Linked DNA regions of Homo sapiens: all the other regions are linked to region 1. A link is a contact called in ENCODE Hi-C or POLR2A ChIA-PET data. All regions are on one chromosome and are shown on one strand. Each heading gives the region's core, a stretch centred on a gene start or an enhancer-like site at or near the end of the contact. The rest is flanking DNA. Distances are from core to core; before and after follow the strand shown.

Region 1 (3,145 bases), core at 283-2,782:
TTTACTTGCCCAAGACCACGTAACTATTAAACTAGACTATACTAACATAGTAATATAACTATAAATTAATATATAAACCATTAAACTAAAATATTACCACGTTCTTCATCTTCAAGACTCCAAGTCTCAAGCTTCCAAAATACCACAGTGCTTTGGCCTCCAAAATGTAATGATGATCATTATAGGGAAGTAGTATAACATGGTGGTCAGAAACACCAAGATTCTAATTCTAGTTCAACCACCTACTAGTTATATGATACACTGTTTAAATTCCAAAAAGGTGCTTGCACCATCTGTAAAACTGCATCGATGTGGGTTGAAATGAAAAAAAAAAAAAAAAAAAAAAACCATGGAAAACCAACAGTTCACATATTGACCTAAAGAAGATGCTTGGTACAAGGTAGCTACTATCATTACTGTTGCCCTTTTTTGAGAAGAAACACAAAGGCCTGCAACGTTTCCCAGTGTGGCATAAAATTTTCACCGCCCCCCCCCAGAATGTTGTCACTGTGACACGTTGACCAATGATTGAAAAAAATTATATCGGATTGTTAAGTATCTTCTAGCTTAATGAACATTTTAAATGGTCCTTTAAAAATATTTCAAACACAGAGCCATATCCATTGCCATACCATCAGGAATGTCTGCTTTGCTGGCTGCATAATCATTTCACTTTCAATTTGTTTGAACATTTTATCCAGAATTATGCAGTGAGGCTTGGGTTTTTTTCAGATTTTAAACATCAGGTGGTAAGAGGATGACAGCTGTCAAATGTCTTGCATCTGTTTCTATTCGCTGTACTTCTTTTTCCTAGTAAGCCATGTTATCCTTTTGACTCCTATGAACTCATCTAAACAAAATAAAATATCCTCTCCATGCCCTCGGTCTCAACACCGCTCAGGTGATCGTTAATGACGAGCGGAGATGAGACGAGCTGAGCTGTTAATGATAAAAGTTTAAGGCCCTACACAACATATTCCCTAAGAAAGAAAAGTTTGTTACATTCTTCTCCCTCGTGACCCAAAGCTTGAAATCCACGCTTTAGGCAGTACTCAAACTGAGGTTCGGGCAACGCCGAACAAGAAAATAACTTTACCAATGCGTCCCAAAACCACCATCCTTCCTCTCTTCCTTTCTCCCTTCCCCCAAGAGTGGGGGGCGGGGGGAAAGTGCAAGTACACGTAGCAACAAAATCCCTGCGCGCTGGCTGCCGCCCAGAGCCAGAGCCCGCGATGCAATGAAAGTTTTGCGTCCAGTGCCCGGTGTGCGGCCCCTTCTCTGCCTTTGCTAGCCTCCGGAACCACCCACCGCCATCCTCCCCCACCCTGCATACCAGGAGTGCCCGGTCCACACCAGGCCTGCAAAGCCCCCCCAGACCCCGAGCCGCACGGCCTCCCCCAGCGGCTCACCATCGCAGCCCCAGGATGAAGGCGCTGGCTGGCTGGCGGGTGGGCCGGTTGAGGAATCTGTTATCGAGGCTCAGGATCCATTCGCGCCAACAACTTCTCCCGCGAAGTGCAAGAAGGCGAAGACAGTGGCGCGCGGTGATGACGTCAGGAGGCGCGAGCTTTGCTTCCGTCCCGCCCAGAGGCGGGAGGTGCGACGCCTGCCCAGGTGCTGCCCCGAGGGCAGGCGGGCCGCTGACATCGAGAGGAACCACGGTGCTTTGGTGTGAGCTCGGTTTTTGGCGGGGGCGCTAAAGTAGGGGGATCCGATATTGGTTTCCTTGGCAGGCGGGGTACCCAAGTACCTCCCGGTTACACGTCTGGACAATGCACTTCCCTATAGTAACTTTGAAAAGTTTTTACTACCAACTTTAGTAAGATAAATGTTTTAGCTGTGCGTTTTACATATTATGTATAAATATCTATTCTGTAATAAGGTTTCATCAAGAGGCCGGACGCGGTGGCTCACCCCTCTAATCCCAGCACTTTGGGAGGCCGAGGCGGGTGGGTCACCTGAGGTCAGGAGTTCGAGACCACCTGACCAATGTGGTGAAACCCCGTCTCTACTAAAAATACAAAAATTAGCCAGGGGGTGGTGACGTGTGCCTGTAGTCCCAGCTACTCGGGAGACTGAGACAGGAGAATTGCTTGAACCCAGGAGGCAGTGGTGCAGTGAGCCGAGATCGAGCTACTGCCCTTTAGCCTGGGCGACAGAGCGAAACTCCGCCTCAAAAAAAAGAAAAGATACCGAAAGCTTTGGGGTAAACCAGTTGTATATGAATAGATTAGCAATTGAATCACGGAATACAATGAAACATTTGCGTACGATTTCAAGAGAAAGATTAGACCATAAAGAGTTCAATGGAGAAAGCAGTATCTCCAGCTTTGGCTCTAGCTACACTTTTGAAATTCTCACCCATCCACCCCCTGTTGGGTCTTGCGCTTTATGACACCAACATTTCTATGGCGAAAGATAGAACAGCCTGGAATACAACAGAGGCTGAGCATTGACAGCTTGTATTTATTAAACGCCTATTGTTGTACGTGCAGCTCTGGACTAGCCTAGCTCATTTTATCCCCATGATGACACTGACTACTCTTATCCCGAATTTACAGACAGACTGTTACTTATTAACAGGGCCTCACTGCACTGTTCCCTCTGAAGCCAGGATGCTAGGTCTCCAGCCCCACCACCTGCTATTTATGTGACCAAGGGCAAGTTACTGTGCCTCGGTTTTGTCTTAGCAGACATATCACACAAATTTTTGCCCATAATTTTAGAGGACCTACACCAATTTATAATGTTCATTGTGTTATAAATCAATAAATGAGTAAATAAGACATAAAAAGTTGTACGTGTCTTTTATATTACATTCCTCTTAACTTTTGCTTTTTTTTTTTTTTGGCATTTGAAGCCTTCCTTGAGTTTAAATGAGACTTAAGTCAGGAGACTGTAACTTCTTTGTGAGATTGTTTTCTTTAGGAATATTTATTTACATGAAAATACTCTATCTCAGAAATATACCAGATCTAAAATGACTGCATATGCTTTGAAACTCCTCCCTTGAACCTGGACTGGCCTATGACTGATTTGATCAAAGAATACAATGGAAGTGATACTATGCCAACTCCAGACCTAAGCTTTAAGAAGACTGGCAGCTCCTGTCTTGCTCTCTTGGAGCACCATGTAAAGCCAGGGA
Region 2 (3,145 bases), core at 255-2,754, 1.6 Mb after region 1:
TGTTGCAATGCCTTGCCTCTTCCTATACTTTTCAGTGGCTTGGTGGCAAAAGGAAAAGCCAAGCAAAGCTCAGAGAGAATCGTTTTCCCCCTCAACTGGTCACTGATCACACTAGATTGAACATGAGAAATGGCTTCCAGAGGTAGATGCCTCCTCTGCAGAAAACGTTCATTTCCTGGGAGCAAAACCAAAATCTCTGCATCTAAAAATCTATGCCTCCCAAAATTATGGGCTTTATGTCACCACTTAGCTTTTGTAAAAACAATGTGCAGATGAGCTTAGAGGAAATCAATAAAATGCAAGAGTTTTTAATTTCCCTTGAGTAGAAGGAGAAACTACATTTTTTTTTTCCCAAATCCATCCCAGATGTGGCCAGTTTTCCAAACTAGCTACCTATTTGCTTTGTTAATTTGCTTGTTTGGTTATTTATTCTCTACTGTACTCCAATAAACAATTTATCATGATGTGCAGAGGTGCATGCACTGCACAGACTGATACAGCCCCCTACTGAGTCCAGGTCTCGCTGTCCCAAGCTTTAAGCTGATCTCTGTGTCATCCGAGCCTCGTCGGAAGGGGAATGTGTTTGTTTAGGGGCAGTGTCGCAGACAACATATTCATAGATTAAATATTGCAAACCAGACTTCCTAATCCAATGGCAGCAAGATAACAATCACTGGGTATTCAGGAAAAGCAACTCTGGGCCTCAAAGAGATCTTCAATAAACTGTCTGCTCAACTGGGAAAGAAAAGAAGAAAACTAAAGAGTACATATAAAACGCTAAAACTTATAGAGAGGAGCCTTTTATTAAATGATACCTGGGTTGCTGCTCCACAAGGGTTCTCAAAAGCGGGAGTGATACAATGTGGAAACCACCCAAGTGTCCATCCATAGATGACTGAATAAGCAAAACGTGGTATATACAGACAGTGGAATATTAATTACTCAGCTTTAAAGTGGAAGGGGTCTATGGCCATAAAACCCTGAACTTGCCAGATCTCATCTGATGTGGGAAGCTAAGCAGGGTCAGGTCTAGTTAGAACTTGGATGGGAGACCACCATGAGAATACCAGGTGCTATAGGCTTTCTCTCTTTCTTCTCTCTCCCTCTCTCTTTCTCCCCTCCCCTCTTGTCTCTCTCTCTCTTTCTCTCTCCAGCTGTTGTTGGACATCAGAAGAATATTCCAGTTGTATCCGGTGTCTACCGTGAAAAAAAGTGTTCTTTTTTGCAAAAGTGCCAGAAAGGAGTGGTGAGATTCATCCCAAGCCAATCATTTCTCATGAAAGACACTGTGCCATAACCGCTTTTCACACACACAAGAAAGGAGAAAGGGAGGAAGGCAGGGAGAAACTCAGCAAACAGCTCAGGATTTCCACAGCCTACCATTCCAAACCTTTCGCACTTCCAGAAGGCTTCTTGATGGAGTTGTGGCAAGCTCATGGGGGAAATGCTTCACCCCAACGTAACCCAGACCAAATATGCCATTGCACAGGAAGTGGGTGCTGAGTCCAAGTGTGTCCATATGAGCAAAGTAACACAGATTAAACAGTGATTCATTTCATACCAAACTGCATCCATCATTTTAAAAACTGTGTCATCATCCTACTCCAAACTGTATGTGGCATCTTCTCTTCCTCTTCTGCCAAGCAGAGCAAAGACTCTAGGTTACAGCTCATGAAGGTGTAAATTGGGTTGATATGCTCTATGGAGGCAAATGGAGGAAAAAGAAAGGAAGGAAACCCTGAATGGGGGTTGGGGGCAGGGAGGGGTAAGATTTACTCTGCTAACTACATAGATTTCTGGTCATTTTGGACTGAGTTTCATTTTTTTTTTTTTTGGAGGCAAGGTTTCACTCTGTTGCCCAGGTTGCAGGGCAGTGGTGCAATCTTGGCTCACTGCAACTTTCGTCTCAGCCTCCTGAGTAGCTGGAACTACAGATGTGTGCCACTACGCATGGCTAATTTTGTTGTGTGTGTGTGTGTTTTGCTTTTTTTTTTTTTTTTTTTTTTGTAGAAATGAGATCTCACCATTTTGCCCAGGCTGGTCTCGAACTCCTGGGCTCAAGAAATCTGCCTGCCTTGGCCTCCCAAAGTGCTAGGATTACAGGTGTGAGCCACCGTGCCTTGCTGGGTTTTGATTTTTAAATTTTTTATTTTGCTTCCTGGTATTGATTTTTAAAAGTCCCCTGGAAAATGCCTTGCATTTAAAAACCCTCACACCCCTTACGATAACCTATTCTGTCCCTAAAATTAAGACTATAACTTTCAAAACACTTTAGATGAAATTGTGCTAGGCCAGAGTAAGTGATCCTATTTATTTTTTTAAAAATATGTATCCAAAAAGTACAGGGGGAAAAAAAACCTATAGTGTTCTAACTATAGCAATTTCCTCCTGCTTTTATCCCTGTGTCTGAAGTGAGGTCATTTTTGTTTGTTTTTGGCAAGTGAACAGAGAAAAGAAGAAAGAAAAACACACACACACACCCTAGACTTTTCACCCCCTCCTCCTAAAACAGACACACTTGTTAATTTACAGCTTTGAAAATCATCTGGGTAGTTCTTCCATAATTCACCATCTTCCTTGGTTTTCTAGGATTTTTTTTAGAACCTTCAGACCCCAGAGGGCATTTCACTTGAAGATGCTACTCGTCTCATCCCTTCAGAAGGTGGGCTGAGGTTTCCTTAAGAATCTTCTATGAGAGTGGTCTGCAATTAGAAAGTTATAACAATTCTACCTGTGAGGGTGTTCTACAATCAGAACACTGCTCTCACTCTCCCTCCTCCTCCCCATCTCTCTCTCTCACACTCACGCACAGACACCACACACACCACACTCACACTGAAATTAAGAGTGAAAACTGTTAAGGCTAAAAATACTACAGAGAGAAAAGCATCTTTGCTAACACTTAATACTCAGAACAACTTTTTGAAAGTGAAAATGACGATGCTTTACCTGACTGATTATCAATGCAGCTGCCTTTTTTGTTTGTTGCTTGTTTTTAAGAGACAGGGTCTCACTCTGTTGCACAAGCTGGAAGCCAGTGGCATAATTATAGCCTTGACCACCTGGGCCCAAGTGACATCCTCTGCCTCAGCCTCCCGAGTAGCTGGTACTAAAGGTGCACGGCACTACACTTAGCTAATTTTAT
Region 3 (3,145 bases), core at 286-2,785, 1.5 Mb before region 1:
AGCGATCCTCCCTCCTCAGGACTCCCTCCAGCTCCCCCACCACGAAATAGCTGGGACTACAGATGAATGATGCAGTATTTTGGGGTGACGGGGTATGGGGGTGGGTGTTTGAACTCTGTCACTCAGTGTTTGTGAGATTCATTCATGATGTTGTGTATAACAGTAGTTCACCTGCATTGCTCTATCAATGTGCCATGATTTATTTATATGAATTGGTATGGATATACTACCAAGTATTTATCCATTGTATTGTCGATGGTCATCTGGGTTGTTTCCAGTTTGAGGCTTTTACAAATAATGCTGCTAGAAATATTCTTGCCCGTGCTTTTTTATGCTTATGGGTATGCATCTTCTTTATGGCTTGGTGATACCAGCGTCAGGAAGATGTGCTCCTATGTTAGTTTCCCTAAGTTTCACGCTACTATGGAAAGAGACCACCATTTCTGCTGTCCTTCCCAGCTTCTCCCCCACCTCCCCTTTTCCCTAGTTTATAAGACAGGAGAAAAGAGAGAAAGCAAAAAGTTGGAAAAAAACAGAAGTAAGATAAATAGCTAGACGACCTTGGCGCCACCACCTGGCCCTGGTGGTTAAAATAATAATAATAATATTAACCCCTGACCAAAACTACTGGCGTTATCCGTAAATTCCAGACATCGTATGAGAAAGCACTGTAAAACTTCTTGTTCTGTTAGCTGATGTATGTAGCCCCCAGTCACGTTCCTCACGCTTACTTGATCTATCATGACCCTTTCACGTAGACAGACCCCTTAGCGTTGTAAGCCCTTAAAATGGCTAGGAATTTCTTTTTCAGGGAGCTCGGCTCTTAAGACGCGAGTCTGCCGACGCTCCCGGCCGAATAAAAACCTCTTCCTTCTTTAATCCGGTGTCTGAGGAGTTTTGTCTGCGGCTCCTCCTGCTACACTACCTTTCGCACTTAGAGATACAATTGATCTGGAGTTCAGAGCTGTGTGTGATGGGAGGTAGGGGGCCAAGTTCCCTTTTTTCTTTTCCCTACGTGGATATCCCTTTGACCGAGCACCATTAACCAAAAATAGTTCCTTCCTGTGCTCTGCAGCCCCGCCTCTGAAATAAATTGTCCATACACGTGTATTTTTGTTTCTGGTCTCTATCTTATGTTCCACTGGTCTTCCTACTTTGCTTTTCTTTTTCAAGATTTTTTTCTGGCTGTTCTTGACCCTCTGAGTTTCTACATAGTCTTCAGGCCCCTATCTGGGTGCACTTCCTGGTATCCCAGCATCTGACATGTGCCTGGCGCGCAGCAGGAACTCACGGCTGGCTGTAGCCTGGATGCATCAGAGACGATGGCAAACCCTTCTCACACGTGCCAGGTTCCAGCAACCCACCCTAGCCCCGCAATTCCTCCTCGCTCACTCCCACCCCCTGCAGCGCACCCGCAAACGGCAAGGAGGCGTGCCCGCCGCGGCGCGCGTCACTTTCCCCCGGACCGACTGGCTCCGCCGCGGCTCTCCCCGCCCCCGCCTCCGCCTCCACGTCTTGGGGCCGGGCCGGAAGGCAGATCTCACCGCCTGCTTCCCTCTGCAGCGGTAGCACAAGCTCAGCGATGGCGGCTCCAGAAGGCAGCGGTCTAGGCGAGGACGCCCGGCTGGACCAGGAGACCGCCCAGTGGCTGCGCTGGGACAAGGTGAGGGGCACCAGCAGGCGGGGAGCGCCTGGAGCGGGGCCGGGTGCTCTGCCCTCTCCAGGCGCGGCGCTGCTTGCTCTGCCTGAGCTGCCTTCCCGCCCAGTGCATCCCGCTTCTCCCCCGGGAAGACCCAGGAGCGTACGGCCGCTGCTAGGCTTCCTTCGACCTGGCCGGCATGCGGCACGTTCAGAGTTAGGCCGGGAAGGCTTGTCCCCGGACGAAACCAGCCATCCGGCCGGCCGGACTGCAAGTTCGGAGTAGAGGAGCGAGCCAGGGTGGTGTAAGCGCGGCCAGACCCTGGACGCTGTCTAGTTGAGGGGCGCACGCCTTACTGTCACTCAGACCGCTGGCTCGTCGTCGGTAGTCGGCTGTGCATCCCCATGGACCCAGAATCGCTCCGTCCCGCGTATTCCTTTGGCCGCTGAGACCTTTGCAGAGCAGCGTTCTGGTCCGGTCCTCCCATCCCGAGGGCTTGGTTACAAACGTGGGTTGTCCTCCCGGGTGGGCCCGCCTGGCTTCAGGAGTCCCCCTTAGAACTTTGACTGCCAGGGAGGCACACCTGGGACACAGCACGGTTTTCTCTCTCTTCATTCCGTTTCTTAGAATCAGGAACCCAGCTCTGGACATCACTCCCTCTCCTCTCTATAAACTTGCGTCTCGCCCTTTCGACCTGTTCTGCTTGCTGTTAGGTTTTCTCGGAATGTCCCTCGCTGCTCTCCTGCTGAACTTGTTTCTCCCGTTGTGACTCATATTTTGTGCCTGAACTTAAATGTGGCTTACGTAGAGAGTCAGTCCTTCCTTGGCTCCGAAGCGTTAAATTATTTATCCCTAATATTCACTCTAAACAGTCTGTTATTTTCCTTTATAGCTCTTACTACAAATGGTAAAAACAAAAAACTCCAAAAACACTTGTTTGTAGGTTTGTTTAATGTCTGTCTCCAGGGCCGACTTCAGGGGCGAGAGACCCCTGCAGTCTCACAGGACTCGCGCTCCTTGAAGGGCCCACTGTTGTTTTAATGTCCTGCTGTCCTGTCTTGAAAGTCTTACTGGTAAAACAAGAGGTCACCCACTTTCATTGTGCACTGGACCTCCATAAATTATGTGGCCAGGCCTCTCTATTCTCACTACCTTGGTTTGTAGTGCCTGGCATAGGCATAGTGCATGACACATAGTAGGTCACTGAAATACTTGAATGAACAAAGAAGATTACAAGGTCAGTAGGGGTCAGGTCTTTGTCTTTATTTACCATTCTCTGGCCCCTACAAATAAAATGTCAGCAAATCCCATTTCCAGGATGCTATTGGCAACTCCTTGGGGGCGTTTTTCTTTTCCTGGGAAGATAACCTTGTGATTCACAAGGGAAGAAAAATGTTTCCATTTCTGATAACTTGTAGCTTGCAGAGTACAGAATTCTTTTGAAGTCAGAGTTCATAATGCACTTTCTCTAAGAAGAAGAAGAAAACAATCTAATTTCTACACAGT
Region 4 (3,145 bases), core at 240-2,739, 1.4 Mb before region 1:
CTTAGATTGTCTACCTTTGATAAGGAGGAAAGGGCCCCTGAAATCATTGGTCTAGGTCAGATCTCTCCACCAGTTACCAGTGGAGGGATGACCTTAAGTAAGTTATTTTTTTCTCTAGACATTAATGTGTTCATCCATTAAAGGGGGGATGATAAACAGCTATCCTCTAAGCGGTTGACGATTTATCCACATAACACACTTAGTACCTAGATTAAGCACTTAGTACTCGTGAACCATCATCATCATTGAATTTAGGGGTGGAGGAAGACTTTTGTAGTTGCTTAGCTGCATTCCCTCTTTTTAAGGATGAAGAAACATGAAGCCCACTATAGGTGAGATGTCTTTCCCAAAGCCACAGCTAAGATCCAAACAGAGCTCTTTGCATCACCTGGCACTCATTCAAATGGAAACCAAAAACAAAATTTGAAGCACCCCAACTGACCGATGGACCGCCCCCTCCTCAGTCAAGGGCATTCCAGAGAAACCTGAAAAACTCGTTCAGGTCGTGATGGGAAAGGGGACATGCTTCATTACACCTTCCTCTCTCTGGAATTCAGGCACAACTGACCAGCGTAAACATTAAAACAGAGATCTTAAGACTGCCAAAACAGATCTCAAATTCCAGCCTAACTGCAGTCTGACATCACTTGACATAGCAGGCCCTGAAAGAAATTGAAGTATTTTACCACAAAATATATTTCTTTGGCATATTTTGAAATGGCCCTGGAAAGCTGTCTCTTATGGGGAAAATCTACTTTCTCTAAAGAATCCTCTTCACTTTCCAGATCTTTTCCTTGAACCAGGAGAGAATTAACTAAGAGTCTGGCACATTTTTTGTTAGGTCTGATAAGATCTCTGAAGCCTGCTACCTGGAGGCCTCATCTGCATGATAAAAACCTTGGTCTTCACCCAGGTTATGACCTTGTCTTAACCTACACACTTATTTCTATTGATTCCAGATCTTTAGATAATAACGCTTTCAACTAATTGCCACTCAGAAAATATTTGAATCCACCTATGACTTGCAACCTCCCCTCCACCTTCAAGTTGTCCCACCTTTCCAGACCAAACCAATGTACACCTTACATATATTGATTGATGTCTTATGTCTCCCTAAAATGTATAAAGCAAGCTATAGCCCCGACCACCTTGAGCACGTGTTCTCAGGACCTCCTGGGGTTGTGTCATGGGTCGTGGTCCTCACATCTGGCTCAGAATAAATCTCTTTAAATGTTTTACGGAGATTGATTCTTTTTGCTGACACTAATATTTAGATTCTTTCTGTTGTTCTAGCACATTCTGCATGAATTAAACATAAACCCTGTTCCCTAGTACAGAACAAGAGCAAACTGCTTTCTTTAGGCCACAAGTAACTTAGATCAGTTAAGGGGAAAATGGGGGAGAGAGGAGGACATTGGCTTCTGCCACCAGCAGCCTGTGTGACCTTGCCCAAGGTCACAACTCTGTGGGGTTAGTTCCCCTTCCCTGAAATAGGTGTAGGGAGGGACTCCTTGACAGTTTCTGGTTTTTTTCGTCTCTCAGAGTGCAATGAAGAATTTCTTCATGGCTAAGGCTGTTAGACTCCAGAAAATAGTTTGCCAACCAAAGACACAGAGTTTCCAATTTTGGAATACTTTAAAAATAGGAAGGAAGTTTATTTGTTTAGCAGAATTTATAATTGTAGGACTGCCCAAGGCAGAGAATTAGCCAAGTGGTATTTTGCGGAAGTTCTTTTTAAAGGGTGGGCCCAAAGGAAACCAGTCATTAGGTGGAAATAAACTGTCAGATTTTTGAGACGTTATTTGCTTAGGGACATTTACACTGGTCTATTGTGACAGTCTCTATTGTGTTAGGCTTTTAAAAGAAATATGTAAGTTTCCAAGTTTAAAATGTTAGAGCAAGTGTCCAGTCCACGGCCTGTGGGCTACATACAGGCCAGGATGGTTTTGAATGTGGCCCAAAAAAGATTCATCAACTTTCTTAAAACATTGAGTTTTTTTTTTTTAAGCTAATCAACTATCATTAGTGTTAATGTATTTTATGTGTGGGCCAAGACAATTCTTCCAGTGTGGCCCAGGGAAGCCAAAAGATTGGATACCCCTGTATTAGAACTTGTAAAATTTGACTTCAGAAACACAACCAAAAGCCCGCTTATGAGTAAGGAGTTTGTGGCCCCTTGTGTACTGATTATTAATCAATTAATTGTATAATAAGCATGAAATATTGCTAGTACATCTAAGGCCAAAGCCTTCTTACGGTTCCAGAAAAAGCTGTATTCCTGAATTTCCAGGTGAAGGGAAGGGATTCTCCTTCCATTTCCAGAAATATGTGAATATAATACATAGGGATTTTTATCACACTAGTGTTTCAGTAAAAGCAGCCCTTCAAGTCTGTGCCATCCAGTTTTGGTGTAACTGAAAGAACATCGTACCAAAGTTTGATTTTTGTCAATTCTCTAGTGTGTTAATCAGCTGAGAATGTGGTCTCTGGATATTTTTCCCCAAGGAAAGAGCTGGATGTACTAGACCACCAGACCACACAACTCTGTATTTGTTTTGCAATAACTACACTATTTGGGGGAGTAGTGTGGTGTTTCCAGACGTTCTTGGTCAAGAAATCTGGCCGCTTCAAGCTCAGTGTTGATCACAATCTATTTCTTTTGCCTCTACTCTGTGGCAGGCACTTGAGACACAACTGCCAAGATGAGAGAGACCCAGCTGCTGACCTGGGGCGGGGGTGGGTGGGGGGAAGGTGGTGAAGGCAGTCACAGAGTCAGCCTGCCAGAAAGCAGGTGGGGAACTGTAAACCTCTGAGTAGCCCCTTGGTATACAGAGGTAATAATTTCCCAAATGTAGTAAATCCCACTTTACAACCTCACGGTTAATTTTGATCAGGGATAAGTAGAACTGACTATACACTGTTAACTTAGATATTGTCCTTCTCAAAAACATCATTTTTATTCTGGGTGCCAGAGATTTGGCTTGGGTGTGGGTGTTAAGAACAGTCCACAGTGTCCTGGAGTACCTCTCCGCTGATCTGGGGGCTCTTTAAACCTCTCTAACAAGTTTTTGTGCTAATCCTGACTGAGTAGATGGAGGCAGTGGAGCCCAGCTGGCCTGTCACTATGGGGCAGAGGGTGACTCTA
Region 5 (3,145 bases), core at 263-2,762, 1.2 Mb before region 1:
ACTTGTGCTGTCTAAGTGTGCAAGGACAGGCGCCCCTCCCAATTCTTTTCTTTCCCCAAGTAATTAGCCCAAGGGCTGAAGCCCTCGTTCAGTGACCAGGGTTCTCCTTTGACCACCAGCCTCATATTGCCATGGTTTGGGGTAAATTCAGGGGCATAACTGCAGAATGAAGGGCCTAGGAGTCTTGGCAGTCAGGAGATCATCAGGCAATTAAGCAGAGATGATTGTGACCCAGGGTGGTTCCTAGGGATTAATGGAGGCCTGGAAGAGTTTATGGCTTTGGGTACTGCTGAGAGCCATTAACTTAACACAGAACATCAATCCGTAGGAAAAGCCAGAGGTTTTGTTCCCAGGCTTTCCAGGTTAGGAGATCACTTAAATCTTTGTGAAAGAAAAAAAGTAATAGTGTACATGACATTTATTCAGCACCATATTTATAATTATACATGAGTGCCAAACAATCTCAGTTTTAACATTTGTGGTTTTTACTGTTCAGACTATTCAGAAGTTCCATGACGTGGCATCCATTGATGATGGTTTTGCTGAGGTTGAAATGTGAGGGTTTTGTGGCAGGTGTGTGGAAGCAGATCCCTTAGCTAAGAGAGCGCCTGCTCAACCTGCCAGGCGTGTGCTGGGAACTTCCAGGAGTTGCCTCGTTTAATTCTCACAGCCATCCTGGGAGGTAGGCGCTGTCTGCCCCAGGTGGGAGGCCAGGAACTGTGGCTGAGAGAGGTTAAGTACCGAGCTCAAGTCATTCATAGAGTCGCCAGTGGAGCCGCAATTTTAAGGCTGACTCAAAGCCTCTGAGCCAGTTACCTCGGCTGTCAAATGGAGATAATAATCCCTGCTGACCTCACGGTCGCTCTGAAGGACAAAAGAGAATCAGTTCAATCCAGTAAACAATTCTCTCTCTCCCTCTTACTCCCCTCGCACACATGCACACACACCCCACAGATATAATGGATTTTAGTTTTTAGGCATCAAATGACTTTTGTGCCTTATTAATATTATCCACTGAATCAAAAACAGCAAGCTGAAAAATTCATCTCAAGGAAGAGAAAATAAGATTGTTGGGAATGGTGAGAAAGGAAACATGGTTTTTGAAAATTGATTCCAGGGAAGATAGGCTAGTTTGAATGCCAGTAGGGAGCCATCAGAAGAAGTAGTTTTACACTGATTTTTAACAATATTGGAGTTGCTTAAGGCAATGCAATAGAGAGGCAGTTTCTGCCCTTTTAAAGCCTGACTTCACTTTCTGAATGTGTGTTCTGATCTAGCAGGGTTTTTTTTTTTTTTCTTTTAAGATGGTCCCAGCTTGACTGCATTCTCAGATCCATCAGATAAACGTTAGGGCTTCACTGCTGTGCTGAGAGGCCCCAGCCCCTGGGGTTCTCTCATAGAAACAACTGGAAAGAAAGGAAATGCCTTGGGCAGCAGCAGCAGCAGCTGTCTTCTGATTCTGCTTTCCGCCCTGCCTTCCTTACCAAGAGAAAGTACAGACACGGACGGCTTGAGTCACTTAGGCACTTAGGAGTTGTTTTTCACACGTGTGGTGTTTTCGTCACCATTACTATTGTGGGAAAGAAGACAACTCAGGCATCGTTTCGTATTCACTCATCTGTGTGGGTGACATGTGGGTTTTGGCTCATTTCTGCATATTTGTGTGCAAAGGAGAGTTTTTTAGTAAACAGTCCCATTACTTAGCTGTTCTTGTAACTCTGAAAACCCAACTGAACTATAATTAAACTTTGACTTGGTGACTCTGCAAACAGGCTATGATTCTTTTGTTTCTTTTCTCCTTTTAACCCATAGTTGATGTATCTAACCTAACAGAATTTTCAGAGAAAAGAAGTGAAATAAGAACTAAAAATAAATTTTTATGTCTTTAAAAATGAGAGGTTTTTTTTTTTTTTTTGGCTTTTGGAAGGTGAGTATCAAAAACCTGTACTTAATGTTACCTTGGAATTATTTCTAGATGTTTCTTATATCCTTTTGTCCCAAGTAAAATTATTACCTTCTCAGTGCGTAGTTTTTCTTATTTATTACTTCTAGTACCAAGTGTAGAGCTAAGCGTAGAGGAGACGCTTCACAGGTGCGCATTGTCGTGATTGCAGACGCCTGCCTGTACTTGTGGGGTTTTTCTCAGTTTTAGTACGTGATGACTTTTCTTTCTATAACAGGTATTTGAAATGGACATCGCTAAACAGTTACAAGCTTATGAAGTTGAGTACCACGTCCTTCAAGAAGAACTTATCGATTCCTCTCCTCTCAGTGACAACCAAAGAATGGATAAATTAGAGAAAACCAACAGCAGCTTACGCAAACAGAACCTTGACCTCCTTGAACAGTTGCAGGTAGAGCATATTTATAAAGCAGCTTCCTGAATCACAAATATATGGTAGTTCATTAACTCACCAAAGGCAACAGCAGGCTGGGCTTTCCCATGACCAGAGGACCTTTCCCACCCTGATCTGTTTATAGTTGGGATCAAAGGTATCCCGGGAGAATGGGTCCTTTTTATTATGGAGCAGACAGATTGTCCTTTGCTAAGGTCAGGCAGTCCCAGAGCTTTCTGAGAGGCTGTTTCTGCACTTAACTCTTTTAGGGGACAGGCCCAGAGATGAACTTGGATTCAGGATGCCGTGGCCTGTTAGCTGAATGCCAGCCGTTGTCATTACTCAAAGAGAATCTAAGAGCTTTTAACTTCTATGAGCAAAACCAGCTAGGTCCACAGAGGGATGGTAAAGGAGGAAAGTAACACAGAAATAAATATAACAAACCAGAAGAGATGATAATTCTTTGTGAGTCCTTGGTGCATATACAAAGATTTGATTAATGAAGGTCTCAGTTCTCCCCTCTAGAAACTTCCATTTCAACACGGATATACTCAGGTGAGGACATACAGAAGAAAGACCAGTTGAGACTGTGCACGCAGGAGGGTGTGCAGAGCAAGCACTGAGGTGCAGCACGGAGACCAGAGCTGGCCAGGTCCAGCATCACCCCCACCCCCACATCACCCAGGCACACTGCCCAAAAGAACACCTAACTGCGGAGTGCAGCTCTTTTGTCAATCTGATGGCATGAAGCAACCATATGTTCTACTTTTTTCTACTTTTTTTAATGTCACAAGTGTGTAGCAGTGCTG
Region 6 (3,145 bases), core at 229-2,728, 1.1 Mb before region 1:
TTTGTTCTTTCGCTCTTTGCAATAAATCTTGCTGCTGTTCACTCTTTGGGTCCGCATTGCCTTTATGAGCTGTAACACTCACTGCGAAGGTCTGCAGCTTCACTCCTGAGGCCAGTGAGACCAGGAACCCACCGGGAGGAATGAACAACTCTGGACGGGAGGAATGAACAACTCCAGAGGTGCTGCCTTAAGCGCTGTAACACTCACTGCGAAGGTCTGCAGCTTCACTCCTGAAGCCAGCAAGACCACAAACCCACCAGAAGGAAGAAACTCCGAACATGTCCGAACATCAGAATGAACAAACTCTGGACACACCATCTTTAAGAACTGTAACACTCACCGCGAGGGTCCATGGCTTCATTCTTGAAGTCAGTGAGACCAAGAACCCACCAATTCCGGACGCAAATGTACTAGTATGAGGGACATCATTACATTTAAGGAGCCTGGGAACACGGTTCTCAGGCTTTCGGTTTGGTTGTTCTGCACAATTTTTTTTTTTTTTTTGAGACAGAGTCTCACTCTGTCACCCAGGCTGGAGTGCAGTGGCACGATCTTGGCTCACTGCAAGCTCTGCCTCCCAGGTTCACACCATTCTCCTGCCTCAGCCTCCCAAGTAGCTGGGACTACAGGCACCTGACACCGCACTCAGCTAATCTGGTTTTTGTATTTTTATTAGAGATGGGGTTTCACCGTGTTAGCCAGGTTGGTCTTGATCTCCTGACCTCATGATCCACCCGCCTCGGCCTCCCAAAGTGCTGGGATTACAGGCGTGAGCCACCACCCCTGGCCTCTTCTGCACAATTTTTTAAGTGGGGGGACTCTTTTGAAAGGACTTCAGGCTGAGACTTCTGAAAGCATGTAGTGAAGGGCTGAGGGACAAGACCAGAAGGTGGGGCCTAGCCAAGGCTTTGTACTCGCATTCTTACACTCTCCTGCCATTGTCCCTGTGATGAAATGAGCTTCATACATATAGTTTGCTTGAAAATACACCTCATGGGCCAGGTGCAGTGGCTCATGCCTGTAATACCAACACTCAAGCCTTTGGAAGGCTGAGGCAGGTGGATCACTTTGAGGTCAGGAGTTCGAGACCAGCCTGGGCAACATGGTGAAACCCTGTCTCTACTAAAAACACAAAAATTAGCCAGACATGGTGGCACATTCCTATAATCCCAGCTACTTGGGAGTCTGAGGCAGGAGAATCGCTGGAACCCAGGAGGTGGAGGTTGCAGCGAGCCGAGATCACACCACTGCATTCCAGCCTGGGCGACAGAGTGAGACTCCATCTCAAAAAATGTTAAAAAGAAAAGAAAAAACACCCCATGAAGTGTCCTATGATCAAATTTCTGAGACAGAGGAGAGATATGGCATGCTCCATTGTGATTAAAAAAAACGTGGCTTGTAACCTTGGCTTCTCCATCTGTCAAGTGATGACAATCAATGCAGCAATAACTGCACACCTCTCTCACTTCCTCTCTCTTGATCAAGGAAGACTGTGAGAATTAAGAGTTGATCAGAAAGCAAAGTAACAATGATATGTTACAGAGGAGTGAGCTTGCAATGAGATCTGTGAAATTTGGCAAAGCACAGGAAGTGTCCAATTCAGCTAGATTGGATTGGTGCTAAGGCAGTTTGAGCTTGAGGTTGTCCAGAATCCTTTCTGCTAACGAATGCCAACTACAAGGGGAATCCCTGCCTCACCGTTTGCATATAGATTTAGGAGGAAATGCAGATTTGCTCATTTGGTTTCTGTGCAATTTTAGAGTCAAAATGAAACTAGAATGTGAATATTAGAGTATGTGAACCTTCTTAGTATAAAGCTGGATTCCCCTCTGACTTCTGTAGCATTTAGGAAATTGTGCCTTATAATAGCAGCAATCAATAATACATTGTCCTTTCATCAAGTAACAACAATGACTGCTGATGCTCAGATCCTAGTGTTCTGTAGAATCTAGCAACCCATTGTTTGGATACAAGGGTGCATGAATTAACAATATTCACTGCTCATTTTCTTTGTGTTTGCATTCTAGTCTTCTGGAAATGGATTTACTAAAAAAATACTTTCCAAAAAATGAAGTGTTGATTTTTTTTCTTTGTCAGGTAAGAGCCATAATACATGTTCATCATTTTTAAAAAATTGGAATAGGGCCGGGTGCAGTGGCTCGCGCCTGTAATCTCAGCTCTCTGGGAGGCCTGGGCAACATGGAGAGACTGTCTCTACAAAAAATTTAGAAATCAAGTGGGTGTTGTGGCAGGCACCTGTAGTCCCAGCTACTTGGGAGGCTGAGGCAGGAGGATCTCTTGAGCCCAGGAGTTTGAGGTTGCAATGAGCCATGATTGCATCACTGCACTCCAGCCTCGGTGACAGAGAAAGACCCTGCCAGAAAAAAAAAAAAAAAAAAGATGAGAAGGAAGACTATGCAACCCAAACACAATCATTGTTGACTTGTATACAATAGAGTCCCTTAACTCATCTCCACTTAAGGAAACCACTAGATTAATGGATACAACCTCTATTCTATCTGCAAAGTCCTCAGTAGGCTCAAGATGTGACACTGGCATTCTCACAGTGCATCTAAACACATCTCCCACCAGTTGCATGGTCTACTTACCAGGAGTCAGTTTTGTTTGTTCCCAGATGTGTTTATAAAGTTTGCAGTGAAAAAAATATGTAATTAGGAATTATGTAAATGGATGAAAATATAGCAAAGAACATTCTCCCCACCATCACCAAATGCTGTCAGATTAGGTATGGACATGCAACTATAAAAGATTGAGAACAAATCATTAAAATCTAGAAGATTTGTCCTCAGATTGCTTCAAGAGTATCTTTAAGTTCTTGCTACATTCTAAAGAAACTAGAAAATTGTAGTTGATGCATTAAGGATGTGAGACTGAATTGTTAGGTATGAAATACAAAATGAGCGAAGATGCTCCCAAAAACAAAATAACGAAACAAAAATAAAAACCCAACAACAATAAAACTGTAAATCCATGCAATGTTTAATATGTGCCGTGGACTGTTCCAGGCCCTGGAGAAATATTATTCATTTTATTGTCATAAATAATATTGTCATAATTACTCTATGAAGTAGAAAGTAAGTGGTATTGTTATCCCATTTTACAAAGGAGGAAACTGAGGTGCAGC

What was found. A loop is a pair of places that touch in the nucleus more often than their neighbours do. ChIA-PET counts read pairs that join two places held with the same protein, here RNA polymerase II (POLR2A). Pooled maps may share reads with other maps.
Region 2: a pooled map shows a loop between it and region 1 (8-fold over the local background). The contact joins the enhancer-like site here to the promoter of RFC1 in region 1. A Hi-C loop is called at or near these places in 1 of 37 single-sample maps with no recorded cell type and 3 of 50 pooled maps. POLR2A ChIA-PET finds 5 or more read pairs at or near these places in 1 of 52 experiments (OCI-LY7).
Region 3: a pooled map shows a loop between it and region 1 (4-fold over the local background). The contact joins the promoter of PGM2 here to the promoter of RFC1 in region 1. A Hi-C loop is called at or near these places in 5 of 50 pooled maps. POLR2A ChIA-PET finds 5 or more read pairs at or near these places in 2 of 52 experiments (activated CD4-positive, alpha-beta T cell and activated T-cell).
Region 4: a loop to region 1 is called in a map of B cell, with 13 times the contacts of the local background. The contact joins the enhancer-like site here to the promoter of RFC1 in region 1. A Hi-C loop is called at or near these places in 3 of 168 maps with a recorded cell type or tissue (B cell, CD4-positive, alpha-beta T cell and OCI-LY7), 3 of 37 single-sample maps with no recorded cell type and 7 of 50 pooled maps. POLR2A ChIA-PET finds 5 or more read pairs at or near these places in 1 of 52 experiments (H1).
Region 5: a map with no recorded cell type shows a loop between it and region 1 (8-fold over the local background). The contact joins the enhancer-like site here to the promoter of RFC1 in region 1. A Hi-C loop is called at or near these places in 1 of 168 maps with a recorded cell type or tissue (naive thymus-derived CD4-positive, alpha-beta T cell), 7 of 37 single-sample maps with no recorded cell type and 12 of 50 pooled maps.
Region 6: a loop to region 1 is called in a map with no recorded cell type, with 5 times the contacts of the local background. The contact joins the enhancer-like site here to the promoter of RFC1 in region 1. A Hi-C loop is called at or near these places in 1 of 168 maps with a recorded cell type or tissue (naive thymus-derived CD4-positive, alpha-beta T cell), 8 of 37 single-sample maps with no recorded cell type and 13 of 50 pooled maps.

Annotation. Positions count from the first base shown.
Region 1 is chr4:39,364,830-39,367,974 of GRCh38, forward strand. RFC1 (replication factor C subunit 1) reads right to left here and starts at 1,533. Exons shown (of 25, transcript NM_002913.5): 1 at 1,410-1,533. The coding sequence starts at 1,412. RefSeq lists an enhancer at 1,455-1,574.
Region 2 is chr4:40,989,192-40,992,336 of GRCh38, forward strand. The region is part of intron 6 of APBB2 (amyloid beta precursor protein binding family B member 2); the gene reads right to left. It also overlaps the pseudogene RNA5SP160. Among named protein-coding and RNA genes, the nearest start is that of APBB2, 220 kb to the right of the region's middle. RefSeq lists a silencer at 1,922-1,991. Within about 2 kb of position 1,505, at least 9 of the 41 ENCODE cell types and tissues checked have a DNase peak (open chromatin) inside an H3K27ac peak, as active enhancers do; they include OCI-LY7, where a contact is called at or near this core.
Region 3 is chr4:37,825,151-37,828,295 of GRCh38, forward strand. It overlaps PGM2 (phosphoglucomutase 2), which reads left to right and starts at 1,536. Exons shown (of 14, transcript NM_018290.4): 1 at 1,536-1,663. The coding sequence starts at 1,583. RefSeq lists enhancers at 5-174, 1,207-1,708, 1,709-2,208 and a silencer at 1,419-1,718.
Region 4 is chr4:37,988,327-37,991,471 of GRCh38, forward strand. The region is part of intron 2 of TBC1D1 (TBC1 domain family member 1); the gene reads left to right. Among named protein-coding and RNA genes, the nearest start is that of PTTG2, 30 kb to the left of the region's middle. Within about 2 kb of position 1,490, at least 5 of the 41 ENCODE cell types and tissues checked have a DNase peak (open chromatin) inside an H3K27ac peak, as active enhancers do; they include B cell and OCI-LY7, where a contact is called at or near this core.
Region 5 is chr4:38,130,904-38,134,048 of GRCh38, forward strand. TBC1D1 (TBC1 domain family member 1) reads left to right here. Exons shown (of 22, transcript NM_001396959.1): 21 at 2,181-2,354. Among named protein-coding and RNA genes, the nearest start is that of PTTG2, 170 kb to the left of the region's middle. RefSeq lists a silencer at 2,035-2,174. Within about 2 kb of position 1,513, at least 28 of the 41 ENCODE cell types and tissues checked have a DNase peak (open chromatin) inside an H3K27ac peak, as active enhancers do.
Region 6 is chr4:38,305,098-38,308,242 of GRCh38, forward strand. No RefSeq gene overlaps it. Among named protein-coding and RNA genes, the nearest start is that of LINC02513, 60 kb to the right of the region's middle. RefSeq lists an enhancer at 3,000-3,145. Within about 2 kb of position 1,479, at least 3 of the 41 ENCODE cell types and tissues checked have a DNase peak (open chromatin) inside an H3K27ac peak, as active enhancers do.